Regions from separate parts of the Homo sapiens genome. Here region 2 is linked to region 1. The links are chromatin contacts, found by Hi-C or POLR2A ChIA-PET in ENCODE. All regions are on one chromosome and are shown on one strand. Each heading gives the region's core, a stretch centred on a gene start or an enhancer-like site at or near the end of the contact. The rest is flanking DNA. Distances are from core to core; before and after follow the strand shown. Region 1 has its middle 46 kb from the start of LINC02384. Region 2 has its middle 50 kb from the start of RAP1B.

The links. Hi-C counts contacts between places; a loop is a spot of excess contacts on that map. ChIA-PET counts read pairs that join two places held with the same protein, here RNA polymerase II (POLR2A). Pooled maps may share reads with other maps.
Region 2: a loop to region 1 is called in a pooled map, with 2.7 times the contacts of the local background. The contact joins two enhancer-like sites. A Hi-C loop is called at or near these places in 3 of 50 pooled maps. POLR2A ChIA-PET finds 5 or more read pairs at or near these places in 4 of 52 experiments (B cell, BJ, GM12878 and 1 more).

What each region holds. Positions count from the first base shown.
Region 1 is chr12:68,403,428-68,407,960 of GRCh38, forward strand. No RefSeq gene overlaps it. Among named protein-coding and RNA genes, the nearest start is that of LINC02384, 46 kb to the right of the region's middle. Within about 2 kb of position 2,951, at least 24 of the 41 ENCODE cell types and tissues checked have a DNase peak (open chromatin) inside an H3K27ac peak, as active enhancers do.
Region 2 is chr12:68,558,552-68,563,203 of GRCh38, forward strand. No RefSeq gene overlaps it. Among named protein-coding and RNA genes, the nearest start is that of RAP1B, 50 kb to the right of the region's middle. Within about 2 kb of position 1,745, at least 8 of the 41 ENCODE cell types and tissues checked have a DNase peak (open chromatin) inside an H3K27ac peak, as active enhancers do.

The DNA of each region.
Region 1 (4,533 bases), core at 1,701-4,200:
GTCTTATGTCCCAGAGCTGAATATGACACACACTTTGCTCACATTCCACTGGCAGGGAATTAGTTCCTTGATCATGTCTAACAGCAAGAGAGACTTGAAAATATGTTAGCAGCCATGTGCCCACATATCTGTTACCACAAAAGAAAACAAGAATGGATTGGGGTTAACTGCCAGCCCCGCAGTCTTAGCCACATTAACCATTATAGAACCCATTTTACATAGGAGAGAAGTTAAGCTAAGAAAACTTGCCTTACATAACCAGTAAGTGACAGAGCAAGGATTTGAACCTCAACTTCAATACTCACTTCCACATGCTCCATAAGGTAGACTTCTATTGCTCCTCCATGTATGTATTTATCCTTCTTCCCAATTCCAGCTCTTGAAATGACCTCATCCACCATTAGCAACATATATGCCATAAGTTACTATCTACTCTGGCAGTTGCCTGGTACCCTGCAAGGATAGCCAGCTTCTGGCTTAACTCCCAACCACAACTTTATTTTCTGCTCTCTAGGGGAGGAGGTGTTGAAGAAAGGATTGAGATGATTATCCCAGTCTGGCACACAGAAAGAGGTCTGTGTAGTAATATCCAGCTAAAAAGGCAGTTACTTGACAACTGCAGGGGAAATCAGGTGGCAAACTGAGGACAGAAGCAGAGAGAAAATGTGTGGCACCTGGAGGAACAGAGAAAATGTAAAGATGAAGATGGAAAGCTACTAACAATCAATAATAAAAGAGGCTGAAATGGAAAATTAAGGACATAGAACAGACTGGGTGAATTTAGGTCATTTCTGATGTAATGTGTCCAGCATTTCTCTTAAACAATTTTTATTTACTAATTTGAATTAGCAGTACATTTCCAAAATGAACAAAGGTTTAAAAGGAAACACTCTCTCCCCTACCCTATGCCCCAGGCACCCATTTCCTCTCACCAAGGTACAAAATATTATCAATTTCTTGGATATCCTCCTGGACATATTTTATGCATAAGAAGCAAATACAGGCATGTCTTGTGTAAGTATTTTTTCTCCCCTCTTTTATTGACCAATTTTCTACACCTTAATTTTTTTCACTTAAAATATCTTGGAGATCTTTCAAGGTGTATATATAAAGATAGTATCCTCCTTTATTAAAGAGTACTCTTTTTTATGGCTATATCATATTTCATTATATGAATATGCATAACTTATTTAAATAATCACTTATTGAGATATCTAGACTGTTTTCAATCTTCCACTATTACAAACAAGGCTGCAATATGCAATCTTGTGAACATCTCATTCTCTATGTATGTGACTAAACCTATAGGATAAATTCCTAGCACTGGCTTTAATAAGTCAAAGCATATAGATGTTCATAAGAATATTTCCAAATAACCCTTCATAAGATAGTACCAATTTATTTTCCCACCAGTCATATATGAGAGCACCTGTCTCTTCACATTCTTGCCAACACAGTGTGTTGTTAATTTTTTGTCATTGCCAATCTAATACATGAAAAATGGATGTCTGTATATGTTTAAACAACATTCGTGTTCCATTTTCTATGGACTTTTTTGCACATTTTTTATTGGGCTATTGGTCTTTTTCTTATGGATTTTTAGGAGTTCTTTACTTACAAAGAAAATTAGCTAGCTTTTGTCTATTAAATGAGTTCCAAATAGTTTCCGTTTTTATAATTGTCTAGTGACTTTTTATGATGGGTTTTGCATTGCAGAAAAGCATTCCTTTTATTCACTCTCTGAAGCATCTCACTAAATTGGGAGATGCTCATAAAATAAGCCAAACTTTCCTAGATTGCAGGAGGCAGCATGAACTGGGGAAAACTTCACTTTTGAGGGTTTCCTCTCCTGTTTGATCCCACCCTTAATTACTCCCTGGTAATGATATTGTCACAGAACTCAGCCCACTGAATAAATTAATATCACTAACCATGACTTCCAGCAGTAACAGAGTGCAAAGGAAGCCAAGTTTCCTGCCCTTTGGCTTCCCAGCTAAGTCAGAGAGGAAAATAATGTTCTGAAAATCCCCAGAGAATGTTGTTGACACATCAGCTTTCATTTTTCCTGCACCTACTTCCTCCATAAAATTCAATTATAAAAGTCCTTCCTAGGTAGTCATTCAATGAATGGCACTGGGCTGAAGAAGAATAGACCTGTGGGTGGGTTACTAAATGGATGGGAAGAGAAAATAAAGAAAAGGAGTAAATGAATAACAGGAGAAATCACACTGCAAGTAAGGGGCATTTCACAACAGGAATGAAATTGCTTCTGCCACAAGCAGGCAAACAAATTTCTTCACACAAGGAAGGAGGGAGCATATTTCAGAAGGCCAAACATAAGTCTTGGCAGTGAATTTCAGGACCCCAGGGATTGTGACAATAGGAGGGAGGAGTGATGCCCCTTTTTGAAGGTCTAGGAAGATAGGTAGACAGCAATTCTCTAAAATCACCAAGAAAATTCTCTAAGGCAGCTTTGGAGAAGATGCTGGTTTCTTCTGCATTTTTCAGCCTGATCCATGGCATCCCCAACCTTCAGCCTCAGCTGAAAGCATCCCCAACCTTCAGCCTCAGCTGCTCAGCATCTGAGCGAATTCTGACTCTGCCTTAGTGGACATTGAAAGCCCTTTCCCATCCTATGGCAAGTGAGTAGTCTAGACCTCTGGAATTATACTCCTGCCTCTCTCTGCATTTCCCCTTCTCTCATGCATCCCTTTCCCTCCATCCCACAGTACTGTGATCTGCAGCACCCGGCAGGGCAGCCCTTCCCAACCCTGGGCTTCTGCCTGACTTCCTGACTCTCACTCAGCCGCCTGCTCTTGCTGGAGCCTTGCCCTGAACTTCAGCCTCCTTGGCAAGGGCCCTGACAGCCCAGCTGGCCCACAGCCACCATCCTGTTCCTCTCAGCAAGCAGCCAGAGTCCTGTTTCAACACGGATAGTCCTCCCCACCCCGCTTCCTCTGCTGTCCCCCTCTTCCTGACCAACTGAACATTTCCATTATCCAGCGTTCAGCTTTTCCCCTGCTGCATTCCCCTCCCTCCACTAGGTGGGAACCCATGGATATCTACACTGGCTACATCAAGCCCAGATTCCCCACACATACACACCAGTTTGACCAGCCTTAAACCAATATGTACCTTTATTTAACTTATGTAATAAGAAGTCCAGAGATAGGAAGATTCCAGGGTTGGTTAATTTCATGGCTCTCAAGTGTCATTAAGGACCTAGAGTCTTTCACCTTTCTGCTCCGCCATCCCCACCACAATGCCTACTCTTTTCACAAGTTGAGTTCTGCAGCTCTCAGTGACCATGGTGGGCTGAAGTTGGTTCCCAGAGGCTCCTGAGAGCCAATTGCTAAATATTTAGGAGTTTTGCCAGTCAGTTGTAGAGCTTGAAATTGGCCATAATGGGAGAATTTACACCACAGAAATGGAAACAGACAAATGCTACAAATCAGGGCTTTTCATTTTTTGGCGAGGGTGTTAGCAGCGGATTAATGCTGCATCACATCTTCATACGATAACATTTAGAAACAAAAAGGGTCTATTTCTCAAATATATCTTTTTTTTTTAAGAGCAGAGAAACTTTTTCTGAAAACCTCATAGAAAATCCACCACCCCCACTCTCACCCTCCCAACTTCCTTGGCCTGATTATGTCACATGCCCACGTTTTAACCAAAGATTGACAAATGAACAGGATGACAACAATTTCCCTAAAGTATGGGCACCTGATACCTGAAAATCAGGGTTTTCTTAGCTGGAAATAGGGTAGGAGGTAGTGTTTGTGTGAGGAATCCACAGGATTTGTCTCATGCACATACACACATTCTGCCACATGATTGAGAGCTTCTCTCTCTGCCCTGGCCCACCGTGGAGGTTTCAGCAGGTTTACAGGGCAAAAAGGATTAAATGTTAGCCAGGAAGAGAATTATGTTAATTCTGTTTTTTAGTTTGTCTGTTTGTTTTTAGAGATGGAGTCTCACAGTGTTTTGCAGGCTGGACTTGAACTACTGGATTCAAACAGTCCTCCTGTCTCAGCCTCCTGAGTAGCTGGGACTAAAGGCACGTGCCACCATGCCCAGCCACATTAATTTTTTTTTTTTTTTTTTTTTTGAGACGGAGTCTCACCCTGTCGCCAGGCTGGAGTGCAGTGGCACGATCTCGGCTCACTGCAACCTCCTCCTCTCAGGTTCAAGCGATTATTCTGCCTCAGCTTCATGAGTAGCTGGGACTACCGGCACACACCACCATGCTCGGCTAATTTTTGTATTTTTAGTAGAAACCAGGTTTCACCATGTTGGCCAGGATGGTCTCAATCTCTTGACCTCGTGATCCGCCCACCTTGGCCTCCCAAAGTGCTGGCATTACAGGCGTGAGCCACGGCGCCCAGCCTGCCTCATTAATTTTTATGTGTTGACATACTATTTCAAGTAAGTTAAATAAATACAAGACTAGATCTCATTAAGCAGTTTACTCAAAATTAATTTTTCTCTATTCAGGCTTAATCTAATCCTGATTTTCTCTCTGGCTGGAGT
Region 2 (4,652 bases), core at 495-2,994, 150 kb after region 1:
ACTAGATTATACTAACAAGCTCTACTAGTGAAACTTTCTTCCCTCTCTTAAGTATTTCTCCCATTTCCTGTGATTCAGGACAGTATCAACGGGTCTTTGCTCTCTCTAGGTCACACTGCCTCTTTAGAGTTTCTTCTACCCTGCCCCTCTTTTTTGTCAAAACAACCTATCCTCACATTCCTAGTTCATCTGCTCTCACCATGGGGGTTACCTCCCTTTTCTGTTTTGCATTTTGTCTTTAATAATATATTTATTATGTTCATAGATATATGTTTAATAATATATAATAACCTATATTATATAGGTAATATATAGGTAATATATTATATAGGTAATATATTATATATATGTTATATAATATATAATAACCTATATTATTTATAATAATATAAAATAACCTATATTTTTTAGCTCCTGACAGTTTACAAGCACTATCACAGCCCAGTTCTCACCTGATCCTCCTCATGGTCCCATGAGAGAAGCAGAATGGATATTGTTTTTCTTCATCTTACCTAAAGAAATTGAGGGTCCAAGTGATGAAGGGATTTGCTCAAGGTCATACTGAGAGAGAAAGAGGCAGAGTTCTAGAGCTGAGGATACAACAGGGGGCACCAATGCCTCTGCCGTCAGGGAGCTTTCATTTTAACTACAATACATTTATCAAAAATAAATTAATTATTACATAATAAATCAATGATTTATAATGCCAGGGAGTTATAACTGCTATAGAAAATAACAAAGCCGGATAAGGGGATAAAGAGAAAGTGACTGTATTGAAGTGAATGGGGAGAGTCATTTAGATAGGACATTCAGAGAAAACCTCTTTTGAGCAGTTGAGGAAGTGAGTCATGTGAATATCCATAGACAGGTCATAGCAAGTAGAAGGACCAGCAAGGACAAAGGCCCTGAGGTAGGTGTGTTCTTGGCTTAAAAAATAGCATGTTGAACAGGGTGCCATGACTCATGACTATATTCCCAGCACTTTGGTAGGCTGAGGCAGGAGGATCACTTGACCCCAGGAGTTCAAGACCAGCCTGGGCAACATAGTGAGGCTTTGACTCTACAAAAAAATAAAAATAGCAAATAGAAAAAATTAGCATGCATGGTAATGGGAGGCTGAGATGGGAGGATCATTTGAGCCCATAAGTTCGAGGCTGCAGTGTGCCATGCTCACATCACTGCACTCCAGCCTGGACGGCAGAGCAAGACTCCAACTCAAATAGAAACAAACAAACAAACAAAAGAACAGTATGTCCATTGAGCATTAATTTTACTGATTATGATTAAGTGTTATTTGAAGGAAGCATTCTGTAGTCCAATAACTTTCAGAGCCTCTGGATAAAGCACAGCTTCCAAGCGCGAATAGTCTTAATATATGAATGCACTCTGTGATCTTCTTGAAGGAGCTATAGCGTGCAGCATTGTGCAGTGTTATTCAAGTATGAAAACCTTTTCTCAAGGAGCACCTCAGGGGATTTGTACTGCAAGGAGCACTCTGGAAAATGCTGCACCACACCCTGCTTCTACTGGAAAGAGGAAGTTGGGCTAGGAACTAGAACTTCAGGCACTGCGTAAAGCCAATGGAAGCCACCCTCGGAGACACAAATTGCATCAGGCGGTGGCCAACTCCACTTATCCACAGTGTGAATGTTCAGCCACTCCTGTTTTTTGTCACTATCTGAAACTACTCGTGGCCCCTATTTCCTGTCTGGATCACTGGTGTTTTCCATGACTTAACCCTGGTGAGCTGTTTCCAAGCTCTGCTGACCTTCAGTAGTGTTCTCATTTGGGGAAATGGAAGCAGAAACAGGCACGTATGGCAATCTGCTCAGAGGATGCTCCCCTGCTGACTGGGGGTGGGAACCATAGCGAGGGAAGAGGGGATTTCCATTGCCCTGAATAAAGTGTGGAGCTGGTGGCCTCCCCTGCAGCCTTGAGCAGGAATTCAGCTCAGGCTGTGTCACATGAGCACTGAGCTCCAGGGCCATGGACAAGTCTAGAGGCGATATAGCTGCAGACAGGTGGAGGACACTGCAAGAGGAAGGCTCCCATTTAGCAGGAAAACTGCCAGCTGGGAAGAATGCTGGTGGCTGCCTGAGTTGGGAAGAATTCCCAAGCCCTCTGCAAGCTCAGAAGCCAGGAAATGAATGGGAAGCAGCTGGAGTGGGCCAAGCAAGTCAAGGCAAATGGCCCAGAAGTGAGCAGAAGGGGGCCAGGCCCACCCCCAGGAAACCCAGCAGAGGTCAACTAGGCCTGTGGCACTGGAGGAGGCTAGGAGAGGTGAGCAGCCGGTCTCAAGATTATCACTCTGTGGGCCTGGACAGAATTTTATCAGAAGAGTGCCAAAAGGAGTCATCTGTTGGCTTTAAAAAAAATTAACTGTATAAATAGAGGTTAATTCCAGATGTTGCTTAATCCTAAAATACATAACATTTAAGTGATGGAGTGTAAATACTAAATGAATTATTTCTTTTAGGACTTTCAACGGAATCCTACAAAAGATCTGGCTAAGAGCTTGGCCAAAGACTAACAAATACATCCTGGATAAAATTAAATTTTTGTCCTTGTGATGCCTCATCAGAGGGGTTAAAAACATCAGTTCGGGTCTATGATCTATGCACAATTGAGAACATCTACTGAAAGCAATAAATGCCTAATGCCCCAGGCTAGAATTGGTGAGTATTTTCTCTTCATGTGATGCAATAGATACAATTAACAAAACAAGGCCGGGTGCAGTGGCTCATGCCAGTAATCCCAGCACTTTGGGAGGCTGAGGCAGGAGGATCGCTCGAGCTCAGGAGTTGGAGACAAGCCTGGGCAACATGGCAAAAACCCATCTCCACAAAACATTCAAAAAATTAGCTAGACATAGTGGCGCGTGCCTGTAGTCCCAGCTACTCGGGAGGCTGAGGTGGGAGAATCACTTGAACCCCAGAGGTTGCAGTGAGCCAAGATGGCACCACTGTACTCCAGTCTGCTGACAACATGAGACCCTATCTCAAAAAGAAAAAAAAAAATGCTGGGCACAGTGGCTCACGCCTGTAATCCCAGCACTTTGGGAGGCCGAGGCGGGCGGATCACGAGGTGAGGAGATCCAGACCATCCTGGCTAACACGGTGAAACCACATCTCTACTAAAAATACAAAAAATTAGCCGGGCCTGGTGGCGGGCGCCTGTAGTCCCAGCTATTCAGGAGGCTGAGACAGGAGAACGGCGTGAACCCGGGAGGCAGAGCTTGCAATGAGCCGAGATCACGCCACTGCGCTCCAGCCTGGGGGACAGAGCGAGACTCCCTCTCAAAAAAAAAAAAAAAAAAAAAAACAAGAACTATTGTAACTTTTATTATGTGTTGAGGGCTTGCCGAGTGCCAGAAATTTTACACACAGCCTTTTTAATGGTTACAATAAGCTAGTATTACTATACCCATTTTATAGATGAAGAAACTGAGGTTCAGAAAGATTAAGGAATTTGTTCAATGCCACGAGGCTAATTACGTGATTGGTTTGGAATGCAGACCCAGATCACTCTGACCTGAAAGTCAAACGCGTTTTTCCTATTACACGCTGTTATCACATAGCACCAGAAGATAATTAGAACTCAGAAGTCGAAGTTTAAGAAATCACAAAATGCCATCCTACGACACTCGTCCACTCACTAATGATTTATAAAATAAATTGTTTTAGTATCTTCTTTATCAGACATTGGGAAGATCAATAAATATTTGCATGGTGCTTTGAGAGAATTAGAAAGCAAATGCTAGATTTTTGTTGCTGTTGTTGTTTTTTAAAGAATGTTTTATGCCATGAGATAGATCAGGCATAAACCTGGACTGGTTCAGCTGCTCTAGGTCACCCGAGTTGTCGTAGCTTTGCACCCTTATGTGAAGCAGCTGGGTTAGAGCTTCCTCCATGACATTAAAGGCAATCAGAGTCGTAGGTAGTACTTCACCAGCTTCTGAGAAACTTGGTATTCTTGTTCATTCTTCCCTGCTCCTCAAACTGCTCTTTAATTCTGAAGACCCTTTCAGAAGAATGTAAAAATGTAATCAAGAAACAATCAAATTGGACTTCGCAGGGTCTACGTGAAATTCTCATGGATCCTCATATACTTAATCCCTTAAGTGATCCCTTTTTTCTTCTCCCTCCGACACATCTTCCCAGAGCCAAGCCACTGGCATTCTTAACTAAAGATGAACTCAATCCTTTCTGTTTAATTTGCTTTTATTTTAATAAAGTATTAAATTGTTCAATTCATAAGCCTATTACTGTGTGCCAGCCACATATTTCCAGAAAAAAAGGGAGGGGGGAATTGGTTCCAACAAAACTGTCATTGGTGTTGCTTATTCATTTTGTTTTTATTGACAAGGTCATGCATTTATACATTTTTCATCTGCATACCATTGCAATACACAGCCAGGGCTGAAAATAGTACCTAAACTCTTGACCACAATGATAGCTTTAATAGCATGTAATTCATATAATCCCTCAAAGTTGCCTAGGTAATCTAACTTTAGTTAATAAGAGGTATCTGTGTAAAAACACCAAGGAGAAAATATGCTTTATTTTCGTCAGTATAAATATACACACTGATATTCATCATCATATCTTAGAAATAATAAAGTATTGTAAAACACTTTTCAATAGTTTTTACTA